Regions from separate parts of the Homo sapiens genome. Here region 1 is linked to region 2. A link is a loop called in an ENCODE intact Hi-C map of the cell type or tissue named here. Cell type or tissue: Calu3. All regions are shown on one strand. Each heading gives the region's core, and the rest is flanking DNA. Links, peaks and the distances in the headings are about the cores only.

Region 1 (8,737 bases), core at 469-8,468, 470 kb after region 2:
GCTCACTGCAAGCTCCGCCTCCCAGGTTCACGCCATTCTCCTGCCTCAGCCTCCCCAGTAGCTGGGACTACGGGCGCCTGCCACCACACCTGGCTGATTTTTTGTATTTTTTTTTTAGCAGAGACGGGGTTTCACCGTGTTAGCCAGGATGGTCTCGATCTCCTGACTTCGTGATCCTCCTTCCTCAACCTCCCAAAGTGCTGGGATTACAGGCATGAGCCACTGCACCCGGCCTGCCTCAGGAAACTTTCAATCATGGCAGAAGGTGGAAGGGAAGCAGGCATGTCTTCACATGGCCTGAGCAGGAGAGAGAATGGGGAAGCGCTACACACTTTTAAACAACAAGATCTTGTGAGAACTCACTCACTATCACGAGAACAGCAAGGGGAAATCCGCTCCCATGATCCAATCACCTCCCACCAGGCCCCTCCTCCAACACTGGAGATTAAAATTCGACTTGAGATTTGGGTGGGGACACAAATCCAAACCATATCAATTGTGCTGTGATGTTATGACAGCTACGACGTCACTACGTGATAGGAATTTTTCAGCTCCATTATAACCTTTATAGGACCACCATCATATATGCAATCTGTTGTTGACCAAAATGTTGTTATGCAACACATGACTGTATTTAATTTCTAAATACTGGAGTTTCTGATCATGCCTCAGCTTTTCCCCTTTAGTTACTTGTTGGTTCCCATGGGCAATAGTTCCCCCACTCACTTCCATTCCTCCTTTTTGTGGGATCTTCAACCTGCCTTAAGTCTGAACTGACAATATATTTATTTAATTTTTCATCTTGCCCAGGTTTTTGATAAAAATTGTCATTCCTGAGGACAATTGGCTGTTTTCTTTTGAGAGCTGTAGAGATGTACCAAGGGTGTGGAGACTGTCCAAAGTTTCACAGTGGTAGCAGAGACTAGCACAGCCTTTCTCTCTGCTGCTTTGGAATAATGTAGGTCCTGCCCATGACTCACCCCAGCAGGCTTAGAGGATCCAAGTCTATCTTTCCAAAGCAGGGTCAGACCATTTCCTCAGAACGGGATGAGCCTCAACAAGAAGGGGATGGTGAGAGGAAGACTGCAGAAACAGTCTCCAAGTAGAAAGCACTGCCTTCTTTCCATGTTTCTCTATTTTTTTTTTAACCTCACCTGGGGAGTATCAGGATTGATTCCTTTAAACAGGGTGCTCCCGGCAGTTCTGGTCTCTCCCTCATTCTTTCCTCCAGCCACGTCCTTTCCACACTGCAGCCACTGAACCAGAAGACACACTCAGTTCATGTGTACGAACTGTGTATACGACAATGCGAGAGCATCTCAAAGCACAGGTGATGTAAAGATCACGTGAGTTATAAGCACAAAGCTTCACGTTATTCAATTAGCTTGGCACAGGTTTAAAGCATTTGGTTCCACTCAGGGAACATTAGACAGTCCCTTCCTCACTCTCCCTGTTTCTCTCTCCCAATTTTTGTCCCTTCCCCTTCGCAAAGCCCAGCCCTTTTTACTCACTATCCTGTCTTTATTCTTGCTAAAATTTTTAGTCTTTCATCCAAGGCTATGTTTTGCTTCCTGGAAAAAGAAGATTCTGTCTGGTTGACATGTCAGTCCATTTAGCTGCAGAGCAAACCCTCTCTCTGGGAGACCTCATGGCAACATTTCATGGCCTTCTGAAATACACTCACAGGTCTCTCATTGTTCAAATTTAGAATAGTCTAGTTATTTCTGCTGAGCTCTATCTCAGTCTTAGACATCCTAGGTCATCCCAGCTCACTTTTTTTTTCTTATCCTGTGTTTCTCTGAAATGCCTATAGTTTCCACCTTTATCCTGTGCCTTAGCAGATGGCCCTCTATTTCTGTGGTATAAGTTATTAACTGCATTCAATGGCCCCATCCTGCCCTAGCACACTCCAGTAATGTTGTGTATCACACGGTCTTTATAGACTTAGACCTCCACATATCCCAGCCTCCTACTAGTGTGGATTCCTTGAGGATTTCTGAGGAAGTAATAGTTAAAAGAGTTTTTACCACAGACTTCATCAGTAAGGGGCATCAAAATATCTCGTTCTGACACATAAAATTTAAAAAGTGAGAAAAACATGTTATAATTATATCAGGGAGTGGAATTATACATATAATTTTTTATTTTCCTTTTTATTCTTTTTTCCCCTAAATGTCCTCATGCATTACTTTGTAATTAAGAAATATGAAAGAAGAAAAGCACTGTTTATAAATGAAGATTAAAATCAGCCCTAGATTATCCATTAATGCCATGAGAGAGAGGCTGGATTTTGGGGGTCATTATTGCTCTCCTGCCATTACATTTCTCATTCACTTATTTGTGGTTTCTTTTCTTCACCCATTATCTGTCATTTACTTCACTGTCAGTTGCTAAGTCAGTTAATGTTTGTTGAACGTGCATATGCTTCTCTCCAATTCCCAGACTCCCCCAGAGTTGAGTTGGGGCAATATGATTGTGAACAGAAATAACATTTGTCACATTCAGACTAAGGTACTTAAAAGCCAGAGTGCTTTTGTAGTAGTCAGGGTCCTCCAGAGAGATAGAACCAACAGAAGGTATAGATAGATAGATGATAGATAGATAGATGATAGATAGATAGATAGATAGATAGATAGGTAGATAATGGAGATAATGACGTAAGTCTTAATCTGAGTCCAAAGGCCTGGGGAGGGTGGAGGTGGGTGGTGCTGGGCTGGTGTAAGTACTGCTCTAAATGCCCAAGAGCCAGAATGTCCTGGGGCAGGAGAAGATGACTGTCCCAGCTCAAATAGAGAAAGAGCAAATTCACCTTTCCTCTGACTTCTTGTTTTATTCAGGTCCTCAGTAGATTACAAAATGCCCACACATACATTGGGGAGGGCCATCTGCTTTACTCAGTTCACCAATTCAAATGTTAATCTCTTCTGGAAACACTCTCACAGATACACCTGGAAATAATGTTTTACCAGCTATCTAGTCATCGCTTAGACCAGCCAAGTTGACACATAAAATTAAACATCCACTTGGTGTGGTCACTCATGCCTGTAATCCCAGCACTTTAGGAGGCCAAGGTGGGCAGATTGCATGAGGTCAGGAGTTCGAGACCAGCCTGACCAATATGGTGAAACCTGTTTCTACTAAAATGACAAAAAATTAGCCGAGTGTGGTGGCACACGCCTGTAGTTCCAGCTACTCGGGAGGCTGAGGCAAGAGAATCACTTGAACCCAGGAGGCAGAGGTTGCAGTGAGCCGAGATCACACGACTGAACTCCAGCTTGAGCAATAAGAGCAAAACTTCATCTAAAAAAAAAAAAAAGTAACCATCATAGCCTTCTCATCTTTCTCTCATCTAACAACTTGGAAGCCACTTGTGAAGACAGCAGAATCCTGAAGTGGCAAGAACCTGGATTCCTGAGTCTTTGGGAAGAGGAGAGTCTCTGACAATAGACATTGGACTTTGTGTGAGTTAGAAAAAAACTTTCACTGCATCAAGCCCTGAGATTTGGGAATTAATTTGTTATTGCAGCCTAACTTGGCTAATTCAACCTTGACTTTCGCCTAACTTGTTTTAGCCTAACTTGACTAATTCAACCTTGACTTCTGTCTATCTACATACTTCCTGCATCACTGCCTTTAGAATATGAAGTGTATCTTGGTAAAAATTTTGTAATGCTAACATCTTCATAAGATATAAAATTCTTCTAACTTTTTCTTCTTTCACATTTCTCCCACTCTTATATTCAAATTGATTTTGTGGTTTGTTGTTTCTACCAAGTCAGTCAGTCAACCAAAATGCAGATGTTTATTTAGTTGTGCAAATATGTGTCAGCCTACAAGTAAATACCCTATTCTAAAGTACTGGTTCTAGGTAAAAACATAACAAATATCTTTTAGGTCAATTCCTTCTGCCGACATGAACCCAAGATTTTTGTATGTTGTGAAATATCATCCCCTCAGCCCCCCTCAACTGAGAAGTCTCCTAGGTGGAGACTGTGAAATATAGATTCAGCTTCAATATGTACTACTACAAGAAATGTACATGTGTGTTAGGCAGATAATGATAGCAGATGACATGATTTTGCAGTCATGCCTATTCTCTGTCTGCTCCTGTCCATCCTGTTCCATATACCTACATTCCACTAAAATTCCCTTGAGCTAATTGAAATGGCATAAAATTTCTGTTGGTAGTTAGTTCCTGATGCTGCATAGTTTCCCTGCTCACATTTTCTTTATCCACATGTTTCATATGCATGGATGTCTGTGTGTGTGTATACACACTCAAGCTCACATATGCAGAATAAATTTCATGGTAAGTTCTTTTGTCACAAGAGAATAAATTAAATCAACATTGATCTTGCTAAATTGATACCTGATCTTGCTAAGTTATTTACTGCAATGTATTTATGTGCCATTGCCAGATAAAGCCTATCACCTTGGAACATAACATCAGTACTCGCCTTCTGAATTTATTTTATTGTTTTCCTTGCCTTTAAGCAGCCATAATAAGTCATACCACACAATTCAATACTTACCACTGGAAGAGAGCAGAGCAATATCACAGAATAGGACTCTCCATCAATCATCCCCAACAGAAACACCAATTTGAACAGCTATGTGTGCACAAACATACCTTAGCAAGAGCTAAGAAAACCAGGTGAAAGATAATAGTACTTAATTATGGGATAATGTTAAAAGACACATTAAACATTAAAGAGAGTAGGGTGGATAGTTTTACATTACCCATCTCACCCTTCCCTCAATCCTGAGCAGCACACTGAGGAGAGAGGTACTATTCACTTAGGGGAAAGTGAGGGAACTGAGTGTAGAACTTTGCCTTGGTCTCCAACACTGGGCCTACCACAGTAAAATCCAGCACAGGCAGACTCCCATGGCCCCTGAATCCAGTGAATCCAGGCTAGTACCCATGGACTGAGCTTCCCTGTGTTAACAGGGAACCCATGACCTCTGCAAAACTGACTCAATTTCTGGCCTGAATCACTGCCAGTCAGCTATAGCAGCCATGAGTTTCAGACAAAGCAGAGCAGTGAGCCGGCCTCAGTGGCAGGGTCTTCAAGCACACCGACTGCTGCACCAGCCTCAGTGGCCACGGAATTCCAGCCCAGTACTGTGCCAACCATGAAGGTCCTGGGCTTAGTGTGCCCCCTAGTGCTGAAACAGCTGCAGTGGTCACAGGCATAGGGACCAGGCACTACCTGCCTAGTATCTCTGGACAAACTTATTGTTTAAGGGCATTCCTAGACAAAGCCAGACTAAAAAGACTGGAATATACACCCACTTCTTTAATGCACAGACATTGACACACAGCCCCAAGAATCAGGAACAATCAGAGAAACCTGATGTCACTAAACGGACAAAATAAAGTACCAATGACCAACCCTAAAGAGACAGAGATGTATGAACTACCTAAAAAAGAATTCAAAGTAGCTTTTTAAGGGAGCACAGCAAACTTCAAGATAATAAATAGAAATATTTCAATGAAATGAGGAAAAGAATAAAAGGCAAGAATAAGAAATATAACAGAGAGTTTAAAATAATAATTAAAAAAATCAATCTTGAAGATGAAAAATGTAATAAACAAATGAAAAATGCAATAGAAAGCATCAACAACAGAACTGATCAAGTAGAAAAAAGAATTTGTGAACTGAAAGCTATTTGAAACTATACAGTCAGGGAGAAAAAAGAGAAAAGAATGAAATGGAATAAAGAAAGCTTATAGGATTAATAGGACAACATAAAAAAAAGCAAATATTAGAGTCATTGGAGCTCAAGAGGAAGTGGAGAAAGACAAAGGGGTAGAAATCTTATTTAAAGAAAGAGCAGAAAACTTTCTAAACCTGAAGAAAGAAAGAAATATCTAGATGTAGGAAGTTCGAGGGCCACCAAACAATTTCCATCCAAATAACACTGCCCCAAAACATACTATAATAAAATTATCAAATATCAAAGACATAATCCTGAAGACAGCAAGAGAAGAGAAGCAACCAATATATGAGGGAGTTCTAATACACCCAGTAGCAGATTTCTCAGCAAAAATCCAATGGGCCAAAAGGAATGGGATGATATAGTCAAAGTGTTAAAGGAAAATAACTGCCAAGCAAGAATGCTGTACCCAGCAAAGCTGTCTTTTAGGAATGAAGGACAGATAAAGATTTTCACACACCAAAAAAAAGCTGAGGGAGTTCATCGCCACCAGACCTGTCTCACAAGAAATGCTAAAGGAAGTTCTTCAATCTGAGAGAAAAGAACACTAATGAGCAACATTAAAATATGTGGAAGCATAAAACTCACTAATAAAAGCATGGTCTAATTTATAATACTCTAGTATTGTAATAGGAATGTGTAAATCAATTATATCTTCAGTATAAAGGTTAAAAGACAAAACTATTAAAAATATTAATTACTAAAATAATTTGTTAAGGAATGTACAATATTGAAAGATGTAAATTGTAACATGACATCCAAAATGTATGGGGGAGAGTGAAGTTTTAATAATAATAATAAACAAAGTTGTCATTATCAGCTTGAATAAACAAAGTTGTTGTTATCAGCTTAAAATAACCTGTTATAACTGTAAGAATTTTTTTGTAAGCCTCATGGTAACCATAAAACAAAAACCTATAATAGATACACACAAAAAAGTAAGAAATAAAAAATATACTACTAAAGAAAATCACTTAATCACAAACAAAGATAGTAAGAGGGGAAGAAAAAAAAGATCTATCAAACAATTGAAAAACAGTTAACAAAATGCCAATAGTAAATCCCTACCTACCAATAATTACATTGAATGTAAATGAATTAAATTATTCAATCAAAAAACAGAGTGACTGAATGGATTTAAAAACAACACCTAACTATATGCTGTCTACAATAGATTCGCTTCACCTAAAAGGACCCATATACACTGAAAATGAAGAAATGGAAAAACATATTCCATGCAAATGAATACCAAAGCGAGACCAGGAGTGGCTATACTTATATCAGGTAAAATGACTTTATGTCCAAAACTGTGGAAAGAAACAAAGAAGGTAATTATATAATTATAAAGAGGTTAATTAAGCAAGAGGATATAAGAATTATATATGTACCCCAAATCTGAGCACCTAAATATATAAGGCAAATATTAATCAATCTGCAGGGAGAGATAGATTGCAATACAATGATAGTAGGAGACTTCAATACCCCACTTTCAGCAATGGATGTATCATCCAGACAAAATCAACAGGGACACATCAGACTTAAACCATACTCTAACCAAATAGACCTAACAGACATATTAGGACACAGAACATTCCACCCAGCAGCTATGGAATACACATTATTCCCAATTACACATGGACCACTCCCCCAGAATAAATCATATGTTAGGTCACAAAACAAATCCTAACAATTTAAGATTGAAATCGTGTCAAATGTCTTTTATTCTGACACAATGGTATAAAACTAGCAATCAGTAACAGAAGAAAATTTGGAAAATTCACAAATATATAAAAATTAAACAATGTGCTCCTGAATAACAAAGGATCAATTAAAAAATTTAAAGGGAAATTAAAAATTTTCTTGAGACAAATGAAAATGGAAACACATTATACCAAAACCTATGGGATACAGCAAAAGCAGTACAAGGAGGGAAGCTTATAGCAATAAACACCTACTTTTAAAAAAAAATACCAGACAACCTTACATTCCACCTTAAAGAAATAGAAAAATAAGAACACACTAAACTCAAAATTAGTAGAATAAAATAAATAATAAAGACCAGAGCAAAAATAAATGAAATAGAGCCTAGAAAATCAATAGAAAAGATCAACAAAATGAAGAGTCTGTTTTTTGAGAAGATAAACAGAATTGACAAATCTTTAGCTAGACTAAGAAAAAAGGAAAGAAAATTCAAGTAAATAAAATCAGAGATGAAAAAGGAAACACTAAAACTGATCACAAAATATAAAGCATCATAAGAGACTATTATAAACAATTATATGCCAACGAATTGAGTAACTTAGAAGAAATGAATACATTCTTGGACACATGCAACCTATCAAGATAGAGTTATGAAGAGATAGAAAATCTGAACAGATGAATAATAAGTAAGAAGATTGAATCTGTAATAAAAAGTCTGTCATCAAAGAAAAGCCCAGGACCTGATGGTTTCACTGTAGAATTATACCCAACAGTTAAAGAAGAAATAATACCAATTCTTCTCAAACTATTCCAGAAAATTAAAGAGGAGAGAATTCTTCCAAATTTATTCTATAAGGCCAGCATTATCTTAACACTAAAACCAGACAAAGATATAATAAAAAAAAGAAAACTAAAGGCCAATATCCTTGAGGGACATAGATGCAAAAATCCTCCACAAAATACTAGCAAACCAAATTCCACAGCACATTAAAAAGATCATTCACCATGATCAAGTTAGGAGTCATTCCAAGAATGCAAGGATCGTTCGACATATGCAAATGAATAAACATGATACATCACATTAGCAGAACAAAGAACAAAAGCCACTGAACATTCAATAGATGCACAAGAAGCATTTGGGAAAATTAATCATCTCTTTATGGTTTAAAAAAGGCTCTCAAAAATTAGGTATAGAAGGAATGTACCTTAACACCATAAATATATGATATCATATTATTATCATATATGGTAAACCCACAGGTAATATCATACTGAATGGGGAAAAGATGAAAGCTTTTCCTCTAACATCTGGAAC
Region 2 (8,737 bases), core at 646-8,645:
AAAGGCTGGACAAGTTTGCTGCTGAGTATGTAACCTCTGGACAATCTTCTTTTTTTTTTTTTTTAACCTTATTTTTGTTTTTCATTTTTATTTTTTGTTTTTATAGATTTGTGAGTACAAGTGCAGTTTTGTTCCATGCCTATATTGTGTAGTGGTGAAGTCTGGGCTTTTAGTATACCCATCACCCACATAGTGAACACTGTACCCAATAGGTAATTTTTCAACCCTCGCCACCCTCCCACCTTTTGAACTCTCCAGTGTCTGTTATTTCCCTCTGTACATCCATGGGTACCTGTTATTTAGCTATCACTTATATGTGAGAACATATGGTATTTGACTGAGTTGTTTCACTTAAGATAATGGCCTTCACTCCTGTTCATGTTGCTTCAAAAGACATGATTTTATTCTTTTTTATAGCTGAGTAGTATTCCATGGTGTATATATGCCACATTTTCTTTAATCAGCCATTGATGGACACTTAGGTTGATTTCGTGTCTTTGCTATTGTGAATAGTGCTGCAATAAACATATGAGTGCAGGTATCTTTTTGATAGAATGAGTTTTTTTCCTTTGAATATATACCCAATAGTGGGGCTGCTGGATCGCATGGTAGTTCTGTTTTTAGTTTTTTGAGAAATCTCCATACTGTTTTCCTTAAAGGTTGTACTAATTTACATTGCCACCACCAGCATGCAGGGGTTCCCTTTCTCCAGATTCTCACCAACATCTGTTGGTTTTGACTTTTTAATAAAAGCCATTCTGACTGGTATCAGGTGCTAAACTCATTGTGGTTTTAATTTCCATTTCTCTGTTGATTAGTGATGCTGAGCATTTTCTCATATGTTTATTGACCACTAGTGTGTCTTTTTTTGAAAAATATCTGTTCATGACCCCTGGACATTCTTGACAGATTCTGAGGGGTCCCTCCCTGGGCCTTGAACTTTCCTCCTTGTTTATTGCCTTCTCCCAGGAAGGGATCCTTTGACCAAGTTTATCCACCTCCCTCTCTCCTACCCCACAGCTATTTCAAGAAAAGCCAATATGGTTTCCGTTGTTCTCCATCCTCCCACTCCCAGTTTGCTTCTGAAGCTTGGGCTGCTGTGATCTGATCCTTGTCCCAGATGCGTGTAGAATTACCCATGGTAACATGGAGGGGTCCATCCAGGGACAGGCCTATGTTTCTTGAAGTGTGTAGGTCATGGATACTCCTATGCCAGAAGCTGCTCTGACGTTCCTTGGTTCATTTCACACTGGCATCTAGAGGCTGCAGAGACATCTGACAGCAGACAGTTAAGGACATGTAGGGTACTTCTGTGCTCCACTCTCGGGCATAGGAGTACCCTACGTGTCCTTAACTGTCTGCCAAGGACCCTCAGAGCAGTTCTGTGTTTCCTCCTTTTTTGGATGGAGCAAACAGAATGGTGTAATTGAAGGGAATGCCTATAGACAGAGAGGACTTTCCTGTTTTGAGCTTCATCTGGGTTCAATCGAAGTACTCTTGGGAGTGTTAAAGGAGCATTGACTTCTTAGCTGGCTGGCTTCCTGGTGGAATTCTTCCTGGCAGAATGTACCTTGGGATCCAGAGCCTTCGAGTGTGTGACACCTGACCCACTGATCAGTGCTCTTCTAGTGACTTGTTTGACTATATTTTCATGCTTCTTGGTTGGAATTGAATGGCAGAATAAGATTATATGACAAAAGCAATTCTCAGGGCACTTCCGGTGGGCAGTGGCTAAAGAGAGTCACTTGCATACCAGCTTGTCGGAATGTTAACCTTCAGAGATGGGTGGCCTTGTGGCCAGAGAGGCCCTGCCCCTGACAAAGAGAAGAGACTTGCCTTTCTGTCATCTGTCCATCACTGCCAATCAGTGTCCTCGTGCATTTCACACTGGCATCTAGAGGCTACAGAGACATCTGACAAAAACAGAATATACTTGTGGTACCGGGACTGGCTCCCAGGCCAGCAGGGAGCCCTCTGGGATAATAAACAGCCACCCCAAAAAAGGGAGTTTTGTCAAGCAGTTTGATCTTTATTGAAAAGATTGGTCGCTCTTGGTGACAGTGAAAGGCCTGACTGCCCTCCATTGTCCATGTCTGGTACAGAAGAAGGATCACTGGAGAAAGTCAGGAGGCCTGGGCCTGGTGCTGACCCCCTCACCACCTCCAGCCTTGGAAAGGTCCTCAGTTTCGTCATCTGTAATGCAAGTTGAGGTGATTGGGGTAAATAATTTCCTAGACCTTTCTGGCTCTAACTCTCTAAGACTAGCTTCCCCCATTTGTAAAATAGGAGCAGCAGCACTGGTACCTATTGTACAGAGTTGTTTAGGAAACTCATTTCATTTAGCTCACATTTCCTGAGTGCCTGCTGTGTATCAGGCACTACACTAGGCTCTTTAACCTGAATTGATGCAAAACAGATATGAGGTGTGAAAAGAAGGCATGACCCATAGTCATACCAAAGATGTGACTTTGCTGCTGACCTTCTCCACCTTTCTTGGCACTGTTTGTTTTTGTTTTAGATCACCACCATTATTGAATGCTTGCTACAATTTTTAAGCAGCCGTATTGAGAGGTACTTTACTGACAAATTTTACAGTTCGATCCTATAATGGGAGAAGAAAATATAGTCAAGTGATACATTTCGGGTTGGAAGCCCTGATGAAACAGTTGCATCCTGGAGAGAACATGACTTCTCTAGCAGCAGCCTAAGACACACAAATGAAAAGTATGACCAGACGCACAGGCAGCCAGATCGAAGTCCTGACTTTCCCCTTTAGACAAAGTACAGACTCTTGAATCCTTTGCCATCCCCACCAACCCTCTTGTCTTCTTTATACTAGGGTCTGGGGCCATTGCTAATAATCACTGTGCTTGTGTTGTCGATTTTCTTTTAGAACATTTAAGAGAAAAGTAGTTTTTTTGGTACCTGAGTGTCCGAATGAAAAAAACAAAAGATGGTTCAAGACAAGTGTTTCCAGGAACATGTAAGAGTACTTTTTTTTTTTTTTTGAGACGGAGTCTCGCTCTGTCGCCCAGGCTGGAGTGCAGTGGCATGATCTTAAGCTCACTGAAACCTCTGCCCCCCAGGTTCAAGCAATTCTCCTGCCTCAGCCTCCCTAGTGGCTGGGATTACAGGCATGCGCTACCATGCCCAGCTAATTTTTGTATTTTTAGTAGAGACGGGGCATGTTGGCCAGGCTCGTCTCGAACTCCTGACTTCAAGTGATCCACCTGCCTCGGCCTCCTAAAGTGCTGGTATTACAAGTGTGAGCCACCGTGCCCAGCCCAGAGTACATTTTGTTTGTGGATGAAAAGACTGTCCTATGTGTTTAGTATTCTCTGAAGACAGTGTGAGACTTTTAGGAACAAAGTCAGCCTGACCCTGTTGGGAGAGGCAGAAGCAGAGGTCTGCTGGGGAGAGATCATTTCCTCCTTCTGATAAAATGTGCCAGAGTGCCCTGGACTGGTGATACCTGGAACTGGGCTCTGATGTCACTTTATTTTACCAAATGTGCCCAAGTTTCCCCTTTTTGCAGGTGAATGGCCCTTCAAACATTCTACAAAAAGGGGTATTACGATTGTAATACTAATCTTTAAAATAACACTTTCTTTTCTTAACGGGAGTGTGGAGCCACAGCTGGCACAGCCTTGGGCCCAGGCTGTCCCTGCTCTGTTTTTGTGGTTCCAGGTGCTTGTGGTGCAGGTTGTGTGGTTGAACAGTGCTTGTGTTGGCCACACACATTGTTATTGGAAGAGGATCTTTTTTTCATTACCTTCTGTAATGGGGAATAGTTTATATTATTTTCCCCAATGACCAAAAGCAAGAAACTTTGAAAACTGAAATTTTAAGACCTTAAAACAATGTCATTTTTTTTTTAAAAAGGAAACCCTGGCATTTAAATGGCCTACCTTGGAAGCTGTTGGAGAAGGTGGATGTGCTCATACCTGGAAAGAGAAGGCTCTCCGCTGCCTACCCACACTGGTCTCGCCTTTTACCTCTTTTCCCTCCTTTCCAAATAACTGGTTTCTTCTCCCTTCTCTTCCTCCTCTCCTCCCACCCGCCCCTGATTTGAGCAGATTATAGTATTGCCTGTTAGGTAAGCAGAAACCCCCAAGCCTGGTCAGTAAGGGATCCTTTCCTTTCCTGCCCTGTTACAGTCCATCTTGGTTGGAATCAGCACCAGGCCTGTTTGTATGTTTTTATCCGCAAGGTGGCGCTGCAGGAAAGCCTGGAAGTCAACCTGTTTAAAGCTTTTCCTCTCATGCTTTTGGCACGCCACTTTACTGTGGCCTTAAAGAACTAAATTTGGTTTAAGTCAGTATGGATTTTTTTTAATGAATAAGTTAATGTCTTATATATGCATATGCCTATATCCTCTTTTCCCCATATCTACCCATGTAACCTTAAAATTTTTTTGAACCATGTTGGTGTTCTTGTTTTCATTTTAATTCCCATTCAATTGAAAAATAAAGCTTTTCACTTCAGGGAAAATATCTTAATTCACGTTTATTATCATATGTTTCTGATTGAGGATTTATGTGTTCATTTAGAATTTTGTTGCTTTTAGGTGTCTTTCTTTCATTATTTTTTGATCACTGAGTTTCGTTTGTGACTGGGGTTGGTTAAGTAGCTTGATCAATTAGCCACCTCTTGTTATCTCACATACCTTGGAAGTTAACTAATACAAGTAGGTAGGGGAAATTTTGTTCTGGAAAATCAAGGAAGGATTGGTGAAGGTTAAATACCTCTTCGGAACAGGAAATTCCAATTTTATTTCAAATTTAAAAATTTTTAAAAAGCTGAAGTCACTTGATTTCAGCCTCTTATATGAAGATGTGTCTTCTCCCTCATTCCCCCAATGGGTCAGGACAACAGATGTGGCAGTAAGCAGTCACCTTGTGCATTGCATCCAAGAGTCATGCTGTTTTGAAAGAAGAGATTCACTCTGATACTCCCACTATATTTTCTCTTCACAGACATACAATCTTTGCCAGCAACACTTCCTCCTTGCAGATTACAAGCATAGCTAATGCCACCACCAGACAAGACCGATTCGCTGGCCTCCATTTCTTCAACCCAGTGCCTGTCATGAAACTTGTGGAGGTCAGTGGGTGTCAGCTTGTGTGTGTCTGCCCGCTCTGCCAGCTCTCTCAGTCCTGCTTTTCTGTGTTACACCAGCCCTGCCACCAGTTGCCTAGGATGGGTTTTAACCTGAGGGTAGAAGGTTGTCCCTGAGCCTCATATCTAGGAGGGCTTCTATGCTTTGTTTCTTCACAGCCCTGTGTCTTGCTTAGTGATATCCAGAAAGGCTGTTAACTTTGTGGAATGTCATTTACTTATTTGTGCCAGAGCTGATGGGCAGTGCTGAGAGGCATCAGAATGGGAAGGCAGCACTAGAAACCGTGGGCTGGATGGGACCACACAGAGGGCAGCTACATGTGTTCATATTATCTCGTCGAGGTCAGCTTGCCCATGCTGTAAATGCAGTTCTCATTAGATACACTATACTAGCTTGTCCACAGTTCCTGGGGTTAATTCTGACCCCATGTAATGGTGCCTTAGCGTTGTCCCCAGATGAGGTACATCTCCTGTGCATTGTGATCAGAGCTATTAAAACCAGCTCCCATTGGGTGCGGCGGCTCATGCCTGTAATCCTAGAACTTTTGGAGGTGGAAGTTAGTGGATTGCTTGAGACCCAGGGGTTCAAGAACAGCCTAGGCAACATGGCAAGACCCCATTTCTACAAAAAATAAAAAATCAGCCAGGGGTTTTGGTGCACGCATGTAGTCTCCAGTACTTGGAAGGCTGAAGTGGGAGGATTGATTGAGCCTGGGAGGTTGAGGCTGCAGTGAGCTGTGATTGCACCACTGCACTCCAGCCTGGATGACAGAGCAAGATCCTATATCGAATAAAAAAACCCTAAAAGTAAAAAAATAAAACCAGCTTCTGATAGCCTTGAGCCTCCTGACCATAAACCTGGAAGGTGGAGCGGGGAGGCAGGGAGGGCTTCCCCAGCATCCTGTTTGGAATGCTTGGAGACTCCAATATGTTGGAGTTGGAGTCACAGTAGGCAATTTGCACCTGAAATGGGACAACTTGCCTTTTACAGGGTCCTAATTACAGGGTCTGAGGAGCAGCCGCTATTAAAGTAGCATTTGTTCTGAGGTTGAGGAGTTATTGCCCTGCGAAGTGTGGGGGACGCTGATGCTGCCATGTGGGTGATGTGGGGCCAGGCAAACCTACACACACTGGCTGTGGCCTCTCTGGGAGTGTGTATCGTCTGTTTTCTTCATTATTGCCTTTTCCAACTACCTTTTCCTTCCTTTATCCTCCTCATTCCCTCACCACTACTCAGCATAAGCATTTTTAATAAGTCATAATAATGACCATTTTTTTTAGCATTTTCTCTCAAGTGACAACTTTGACCATCTTGCAATGGGACTTTTTCTGTCTTACTAACATTGCTTCTCAGCTTCCTCCTATTTTCTCCTATCCCCTAAGGCTGATTTTTTGAAGAAATTGAAGAATGAAGGGGAGGGATTTGGGGAACAGAAGAAACAGCATTTAACAGCTCTTATCTCATGCAGATTAAGAGCAAAGAAGTGGCATGCATTTCCAACATTTCAGTACTTAGGGACTAGTTGATTTCTTTAGTTATTATATTGTATATATAAGTGTTTTGGAGATAGGCACATTCTGTAGATTTACTTTAATAATGTTTTCAACTGCATTTATCTGGTAATGTATGCTTTTGTCTTTGGAAATGTAGTGTGTTGGTTGTTAACAGCTGATGTTTAGCAAATGCTACTATTTTTTAGAAAGTATTTTGTAAAAGTGTTCTTCTCTATTCAGTTTTTATTGTTTAACTTTAGCTCTTCCTTGTGTTGCTGGTGGTGTACACCAAAATAACTTGTATAATAAGCTAAGTGGCTCCTTTACTTAGGACTGGGCTCATTTAAATGTATATATATATGTATTTTTTTTCAGACTCTGTTGGAACTAGGAGCAGCGTATCTGTACAAATTACTGTTCGTTGAATGAATGAATGAGTGAATAAACATCCATCTCTCCTGTTTAAAAAGAAACAAACCTTCACTATTATTAACTCCCTTAAACCAAAAACTTAATTTGAAAACTCCATAGTCAGCAGTGTTTGTCCCCCAGCTCAGTCTGTGGTTTTGATGGAGACTTTTTAGACCTCCTTTCAAACAGCTCTGGGATTCTGTTTGATTTGTGGTACCCGCAGGGTGGCTTCTGGTCTTTCTCGTCCTGCTCCTCTTCTCCATCTTCACTGTGTCTTTTCCTGTTTCCATCCATTCACTTCTCTTGATGTCACGACATGACACCATGGCCCAGGCTGTGATCACACGAAAACAGGAGTGAGAACTCTTCTTTGTTTATATAGCACCTTTCATCCCTGCACAGACACTAGCTCATTAGTTCACCGAGTCAGACGGCCCTCTTGCACAGGGAAGACATGCCCATGATCCCCATTCCAGAGAAGAGAGGTGAGGCAGTTGCCTAAGATCCCATGAAGGGTCTAAAGTAAACCCTTTGACTCCGATTGAAGTTCTTTACTGGCCTTTACATTTTACATATATATATGTGTGTGTGTGTGTGTGTGTATGTGTGTGTGTATGTGTGTGTGTGTGTGTGTGTGTATAGTTGAATGAATGAGTGAATAAACACGCATCTCTCCTGTTTAAAAATATATATATATATACTTCATCTGGTTCTTTCCATTTACCATTACACATGAGTTCTCTAACTGCTTACTGAGGGCTGACTGTGCCGGGCATCGTGCTTGGTGCCATCCCCTACAGATGCCAGTAGGGCAGCCCTTGTGCCCTTGCCTGTACCTCACAGAGGTCAGGAGGGCTGCTGGAGCAGGTGGCAGGCCCCGCTTGCTGTAAATGAAAGCCTTCCCCAGAAGGATGAGTCTGTTCTGAAGCCAAGGGGCCGCTGGCCTCTAGAGCATCTGTGTGGCAGAGGGTGGAGTCATGGGAGAAATACTCAGGAATCCAGGAGAACTGTCACTTGGGCAAATTACTCACTTTCCTGGGGCTCCTCCTCCTCTATAATAGAAGATCAGGTCCCACGTAGAAGACTTTAAGGGCAACCATCATATACTTCCAGACTTCTAATAATTAAATAATGGAAGTCAGCATTTATTGAGCATTTGTGCTTAGGCTTTGTGCTTTACTCCCAATGTAATTTCATTCTCACCTCAACTTCCTGAGGTGAACAGAGTGATTTCAGTGTCATTTCAGTTTCAAGAAACATACTCAGGGTCACACAGCCAGTAAGTGGTGCAACTGAACCCAGGCTTGTCTCAACAACAAAGCCTGTAAAACTGTCCTATACACACACGTACACACATACACTTGTATTTTAAGCCGTGATTTTGTACATTCTACAGTACACTGTTGTCTTTTTTTTTTTTTTTTTGAGACGGTGTCTTGCTCTGTCACCCAGGCTGGAGTGCAGTGGCATGATCTCGGCTCACTGCAACCTCCACCTCCCAGGTTCAAGCAATTCTTCTGCCTGGGCCTCCCAAGTAGCTGGGACTACAGGCACATGCCACCATGCCCAACTAATTTTTGTATTTTTAGTAGAGATAGGGTTTCACCATGTTAGCCAGGATGGTCTCGATCTCTTGACTTCATGATCTGCCCGCTTCAGCCTCCCAAAGTGCTGGGATTACAGGCATGAGCCACCACATTTGGCCTCTGTTTTA

Evidence for each region. Peaks named below come from ENCODE experiments on the same cell type or tissue, not always from the same donor. Only the 100,000 strongest peaks of a DNase experiment are listed, where the experiment ranks them.
Region 1: a loop joins it to region 2, with 21 times the contacts of the local background. A loop is called at or near these places in 15 of 110 quality-filtered maps.

What each region holds. Positions count from the first base shown.
Region 1 is chr4:108,488,090-108,496,826 of GRCh38, forward strand. No RefSeq gene overlaps it. Among named protein-coding and RNA genes, the nearest start is that of RPL34-DT, 130 kb to the right of the region's middle. In Calu3, for the core only: a CTCF peak has its summit at 5,133 (motif pointing left); a DNase peak (open chromatin) is centred at 5,152.
Region 2 is chr4:108,014,564-108,023,300 of GRCh38, forward strand. It overlaps HADH (hydroxyacyl-CoA dehydrogenase), which reads left to right. Exons shown (of 8, transcript NM_005327.7): 3 at 1-25; 4 at 4,977-5,103. Among named protein-coding and RNA genes, the nearest start is that of HADH, 29 kb to the left of the region's middle. In Calu3, for the core only: a CTCF peak has its summit at 4,200 (motif pointing right); a DNase peak (open chromatin) is centred at 4,208.